Regions from separate parts of the Homo sapiens genome. Here region 2 is linked to region 1. Evidence: read pairs that join two places in POLR2A ChIA-PET (ENCODE). Cell type or tissue: B cell. All regions are shown on one strand. Links, peaks and the distances in the headings refer to the core of each region. The heading gives the core; the rest is flanking DNA.

What was found. Peaks named below come from ENCODE experiments on the same cell type or tissue, not always from the same donor. Only the 100,000 strongest peaks of a DNase experiment are listed, where the experiment ranks them.
Region 2: POLR2A ChIA-PET joins it to region 1 with 5 read pairs; 2 of 35 experiments call an interaction of 5 or more read pairs at or near these places.

Annotation. Positions count from the first base shown.
Region 1 is chr16:24,013,201-24,017,304 of GRCh38, reverse strand. All of the region lies in intron 3 of PRKCB (protein kinase C beta), which reads right to left. Among named protein-coding and RNA genes, the nearest start is that of PRKCB, 180 kb to the right of the region's middle. RefSeq lists enhancers at 2,555-2,624, 2,735-2,854. In B cell, for the core only: no CTCF peak of the experiment used is centred there; DNase peaks (open chromatin) are centred at 1,761, 2,043 and 2,854; H3K4me3 peaks cover 493 bases; H3K27ac peaks cover 2,364 bases.
Region 2 is chr16:23,599,556-23,602,055 of GRCh38, reverse strand. No RefSeq gene overlaps it. Among named protein-coding and RNA genes, the nearest start is that of NDUFAB1, 4.5 kb to the right of the region's middle. In B cell, for the core only: no CTCF peak of the experiment used is centred there; no DNase peak of the experiment used is centred there.

The DNA of each region.
Region 1 (4,104 bases), core at 931-3,430:
TGTTTAGACAGCAAATGTATGAAATGCATCTTTTCCCTGCTGATTTGAAATGCCTCTTTTATGATACACGAATTTCTTATGTATTCTCGGCTCATTTTTTAATATTGTCTTATGCTCCACTGATCTGTCTCTCTCTCCCCACCGTTGCACCATACCATAGTATAAGCTCTTGGTATCTAGAGGCACACACCTTTATACCCACTGGCCCCTCCCCTAGCATTCCTGCTTACTTTCAAATTTTTCTTGGTTATTCTTATCCATGTATTCTCCCAGATTGTGCTGGAAATGCCAATCATTGGCTGCTTAACTTATTGACCCTTCTAGAAAAATTCCAACCTACAGCACCAGCTCAGTGGACAGTAAAGCATCTGACCTCATACTTCCAGCCAATGCTGAATAGACCAAGGTTGGGTCAGTGATATGAAATTTATGAAGGAAGAACTGGGCCAATCAGAATTTAGAATAAGGAATTGTGCAGAGCTGGGTGCTGTGGCTGAGCTAAGGGGTGAGGTGGGATGTGATATAGAACCACGGCTGCCAGGAGAAAAACAGATTGGGGGAGCTAGGGGTGGAATTCACATGTAATTTGAGCCTTCTTGTGTTTTTCCAGAAAAGATTTTTTCCCCCATAAACTCTCTTAGTTGGGGCCTAAGTATTTATTCCTAGGTATTTTACCTCTTTATTGCTATTTTAACTGGGATTTTTTCAAATTTATTTTAACTGGTTGTTGCTAAAATACAGAAAAGTTATTGTCATTTATATCTTTATTTTATAACCAGACATTCTTGGCAAAGGGTATTTGATTATTTTCTTGGGTCTTCTTGGTAGACAACATTTGCCATCCATGTTAAGCGAGTCTTTTCTGCTTGGAGATTTATACCTGTTGTTTCAACGAGTGATCTTAGTTCATTAGCCAGGCCAGCAGCTCTTAGCCCGGGTATGCCAGCCTCTGTAGCATACCTGAAAATGTCTTCCAGAGATGTATTTCTAGCTTTCACCATGACCACCCAGGCCGCTGGGTGAAACTCACAGCCGTGGTGAGCCACGATTTTGATGGGGAATACTGTATTCTCAAAACGTTGGTTAAAAGCTGGGAAGAAATGGTGACCTTGGGCCAGCTCTCTTGATGTTATCCCTAGTTAACCTTAACTGTCTAGGAACAACAACCCTAGGGGGAGCTAGGATAATAACCCTAGCGGTAGTTATCCCTAGGGGATAACAATATTTGTTTTGTGAGGTTCTAGGGAATGAATTACCCACAACCTTTAAAACAGCTGCCTGACACAGAGCAGGCACTCAATAAGTACAAGCTATTATTATTAACTATTAATTATTAATTATCACTGCTCAGGGCATCCCTGTGCCTACTGAGTTGTGACTTTTCCCAATAAACCTTATATATATTTCCACTTCTTGGACTTCAGTCTTGATTTCCTGTGCCAATTCCTTCTACTACAGCTATAAGCCATTCACTTATTTAACCATTTAGTCACCAAATATTCGTTGAGTACCTTCCCTATGTCAGTCTAGTTGGGGAAAACAATAAAGAAGCATAAACCAATGTACACTTCCAACAGCTGCAAAGGAGACACTCAGTGCTTAGAGAATTTACAAGGAGAGTGTCGGCTGGATAGAGTCAGGAGGGCTTCCCTGAGAAAATGAAGTTTAAGCTGAAATCTTAAGGAATTAGAGGGTGTAACCAGGCGATGGCCACCTAGCTGGGGCTCTGCCCCATGGGAAGGGAGTAACTGCTCCACTGCATGAGGTTCAGAGTCAACCCAGGTAGACCTGGCTGACACCACCCCACCTCCACCTGCTGGCTTCAGGCTCTGCCTCAACCCCCGTGACCTGTTCCCAGCTTGGACCCCTCAGCCAAAAGACCCTAGCCCCACTGAGAGGGAGTTTAGCATGAGATCAGGGGTCAGATTCTATAGCTGGAATGTGCAAATTCAACACCAGCTCTGGTAATTTCCAGTCGTGCAGCCTCGAGCAAGCTACTTGAGTTATATAAGCCTTGATTTTCTCACCTGTAAAATGGAGAGAAGAGCTGTCACATGGAGAGAAATGACAGTGCTGGAGCAGACACTTCAAGGCCAGACTGTCTGAGATTGACTCCCAACTCAATGACCTCCCAGCTGTGTGACTTTGGACAGGTTACCCAACCTCTCTGAGCTTCAGGGTCCTCATCTTTAAAATGGAAATAAGGCCAGGCGCGGCAGTTCACACCTGTAATCCCAGCATTTTGGGAGGCCAAGGCGGGCGGATCACTTGAGGCCAGGAGTTCGAGACCAGCCTGGCCAACATGGTAAAACCCCATCTCTTCTAAAAATACAAAAATTAGCTAGCTGGGCATGGTGGCGGGTGCCTGTAGTCCCAGCTACTTGGGAGGAAGTTGAGGCAGGAGAATTGCTCGAACCCAGGAGGTGGAGGTTGCAGTGAGCCGAGATCATGCCATTGCACTCCAGCCTGGGTGACAAGAGCAAGACTCTGTCTTAAATAAATAAATAAAAGGAAATAATAATCACACTAAATCCTCATAGGATTATGAGAATTTAATGGATTAATATTTGTAAAAGACTCAGCACAGTGCCTGGCACATCATATATACACTATGCAAGTGTTTGCTGAATATAATGAGCCTGCTTTCTAGATGTGTACAGATTAATGAAATCACAATGATGATGCTTAGCTTGGCACAGTGACTGGCATGTAGTATCCATATGACAAATGTTAGCTTAGAATAAAAATGACATCTGTGATCTTGGGCAAGTCACTGCCATGGTCTGGTCTCAGTTCCTCCTTCTGAAAACAAAGGGGTTAGGCTTGGTATTCCCCAGGGGGCCTTCGAGTTCTGGTGGAGGCTGTTCACAGAGTGAGCCCCACCTCTTCCTGTGCAGGCCGGGTTGTGCATTCATTGCTCAGGGTGTACAGTAGTTTCAGGGAATAGTCACATGGCAACGGATCACACCCACATTATAAATAAATCCTCCATCACCCACAAAACCACACCCATCTCCTCCCCTCCCCACCCCTCTCCCCCTGCAGTGCCGTAAGCCAACTAAGGGAAGTGGTCTGAGCACCCCTTTTTGCTAAGTGGGGGGTCCCGTAAATGCAAGATCACAACATAAGATTATTCAACTTGCAAAGCCGCTGCCAGCTTGGTTTCCAGGTGCAGCCCTGGATGCCCAGCTTCCTGACAGCACCCTCTGTCACAGAAGCTCTCAGCACACCCAAGTCTGCATTTCAGAAGAGCAGAAAGATCCTCTGTATAGAAGGACACGGTGAGTTTGTGAATTACAGAGGAGCCTCCCATTCCTGCAAAGGATGCTGCTGGAGCAAATGCCTGCCAGGTGGCCATCTGCACCGGGGACTCTGCACACAGCAAGTCCAGGCAGGCTCTGATCCTCATGACCGCTAGAAACAATGACCCTGAACCAGCAGGCCCGCATAGACAAGGGCCCTAACTGAGGAAGGTGAATTCTGTGCAGGCCAACTCTGATGTCTATACTTTTTTTTTTTTTTTGCAATTCCACATCTCACCTTTCATCTTTTACCAAGAACCTCACTAGGACGCCACTCTGCTGAACAGACAGGTATTGAAGAGCTATTATGTTCATGCAGCATCCTAGGTGTGGAGTGATCAAACAACGGATGCCAACCCCACCTTCAGGGATTTACAGATCCCAGCAGGGGGTAATAATTACTAGTGCAGTAACAGCTACCACATACAGCACTCACCATGTGCCAGGCACTGTTCCAAGCGCCTTACATATTATGAACTAATTTGATCCTCAACGACCATGTAAAACAGGTTTTTGACTATTCCTATTTTATAGGGGAGAAAACTGAGACACAGAGAAGTTAAGTAACTCGCCCAAGGTCACACAGCTAGTGATTCATTTTTATCCAGAATCTGGGTTCTTTGTCACCATGTAAGTAAATATTAGGTTGGTGCAGAAGTAACTGTGCTTTTGCCATTATTTTTAATTACTTTTAACTAATTACTATTGCACCATTATTTACAATAGCAAAAACCGCAATTACTTTTGCACCAACCTAATATTTAGATGTCCCTAAGATATGTGACAGCAAGAAGAGGTATGT
Region 2 (2,500 bases), core at 1-2,500, 410 kb after region 1:
CGGGAGGCTGAGGCAGGAGAATCACTTGAACCCGGGAGGCGGAGGTTGCAGTGAGCTGAGATCACACCACTGCGTTCCAGCCTGGACAGAGCAAGACTCTGTCTCAGAAAAAAAAAAAAGACACATTTTTGGCCAGGTGCAGTGCTATAATCCCAGCACTTTGGGAAGCTGAGGCGGGTGGATCATAAGAGGTGGGTGGATCACACACACAAAAAAAGATACATTTTTATCATACTGTAGTTTTTGCTCATTTACAAATTCTGGTATTTTTTTAATTTTCTTTTTCAAAGGATGTCTATTATATTTTCTTTGAGACAGTCTCACTCTGTTGCACAGGCTGGAGTACAGTGGTATCACAGCTCACTGCAGTCTCAACTTCCCCACACTCAGGCGATCCTCCAACCTCAGCCTCCCCAGTAGCTAGGACTAAGGTATGGGCTACCATATCCAGCTAATTAAAAAAAAATTTTTTGTGAGACAGAGTCTCACCATGTTGCCCAGGCTGGTCTCGAACTCCTGGGCTCAAGCCATCTACCCACTGTGGCATCCCCTCCCAAAATGCTAAGATTACAGGTGTAAGCCTCCACACCCAGCCTCTTTTACAAATTCTATACCCACAATTTTTAACCTCAAATTATTTGCTAGTGTATCATAGATACTGGAGAACTTTTTGTAAAGATTTAATTTACTCATGAACCTTGAGAAACCTGTATTATTATCTTGATAATAACAAGAGTCAACAAAACTAAGGCACAAAGTAATTCTAGTCAGTAATGGTTGCACAAACTGAGCATCTGCTTGACACAGTAGGTATGTAAATCATTGCTGTGAGACCTCTGCCATTGAGAAGTACACAGTCTAGTGGGAGAGACTGTCGCATAAAGCAGTCAGGACTGTACTTTAAATTTAAGGGGTATGTTTCAGACCCGGCACGGTGGCACACACCTATAATCCCAGCACTTTGGAGGCCGAGGTGGGCAGATCATTTGAGGTTAGGAGTTCGAGACCGGCCTGGCCAACATGGTGAAACATTGTCTCTTAAATACAAAAAGTAGCTGGGTGTGGTAGCACACACCTGTAATCCCAGCTACTCGAGAGACTGAGGCAGGAGAATCGCTTGAACCTGGGAGGCAGACATTGCAGTGAGCAGAGATTGCACCACTGCACTCCAGCCTGGGCAACAGAGCGAGACTCTAATTAAAAAAAAAGGAAGCTAAAAAAAAAAAAATTTAAGGGATATGTTCCAGGTGCTATTATGGAAGCTCAAGGCTGAGCAGTTTGGACAACCCAGGAGTCCCAGAAAAACTTCATGGGAGATGGCAATTTAGCTGAGCCTTGCGGGATAAGTAGGTCAAAGCAGAAGCAACGGATATTCTGGGCAGAAAGGACAGCCTGGCCAAAATGGTGAAACCCAGTCTCTACTAAAAATACAAAAATTAGCCGGGAGTGGTGGCAGGCGCCTATAGTCTCAGCTACTCGGGAGGTTGAGGCAGAGAATCGCTTGAACCCAGGAGGCAGAGGTTGCAGTGAGCCAAGATCGCACCATTGCACTCCAGCCTGGGCGACAGAGCGAGACTCTGTCTCAAACAATGACAAAAAGAAAAAGTGTAACTGTAGGGGTGGGTTGCCCCTCCACACCTGTGGGTGTTTCTCGTAAGGTGGAATGAGAGACTTAGGAAAGAAAAAGACACAGAGACAAAGTATAGAGAAAGAAATAAGGGGACCCGGGGAACCAGCGTTCAGCATATGGAGGATCCCGCCAGCCTCTGAGTTCCCTTAGTATTTATTTATCATTCATGGGTGTTTCTCGAAGAGGGGGATGTGTCAGGGTCACAAGACAATTGTGGGGAGAGGGTCAGCAGACAAACACGTGAACAAAGGTCTTTGCATCATAGACAATGTAAAGGATTAAGTGCTGTGCTTTTAGATATGCATACACATAAACATCTCAATGCTTTACAAAGCAGTATTGCTGCCCGCAGGTCCCACCTCCAGCCCTAAGGCGGTTTTTCCCTATCTCAGTAGATGGAGCATACAATCGGGTTTTATACCGAGACATTCCATTGCCCAGGGACAGGCAGGAGACAGATGCCTTCCTCTTGTCTCAACTGCAAGAGGCATTCCTTCCTCTTTTACTAATCCTCCTCAGCACAGACCCTTTACGGGTGTCGGGCTGGGGGACGGTCAGGTCTTTCCCTTCCCACGAGGCCATATTTCAGACTATCACATGGGGAGAAACCTTGGACAATACCTGGCTTTCCTAGGCAGAGGTCCCTGTGGCCTTCCGCAGTTTTTGTGTCCCTGGGTACTTGAGATTAGGGAGTAGTGATGACTCTTAAGGAGCATGCTGCCTTCAAGCATCTGTTTAACAAAGCACATCTTGCACCGCCCTTAATCCATTCAACTCTGAGTTGACACAGCACATGTTTCAGAGAGCACGGGGTTGGGGGTAAGGTCACAGAATCTCAAGGCAGAAGAATTTTTCTTAGTACATAACAAA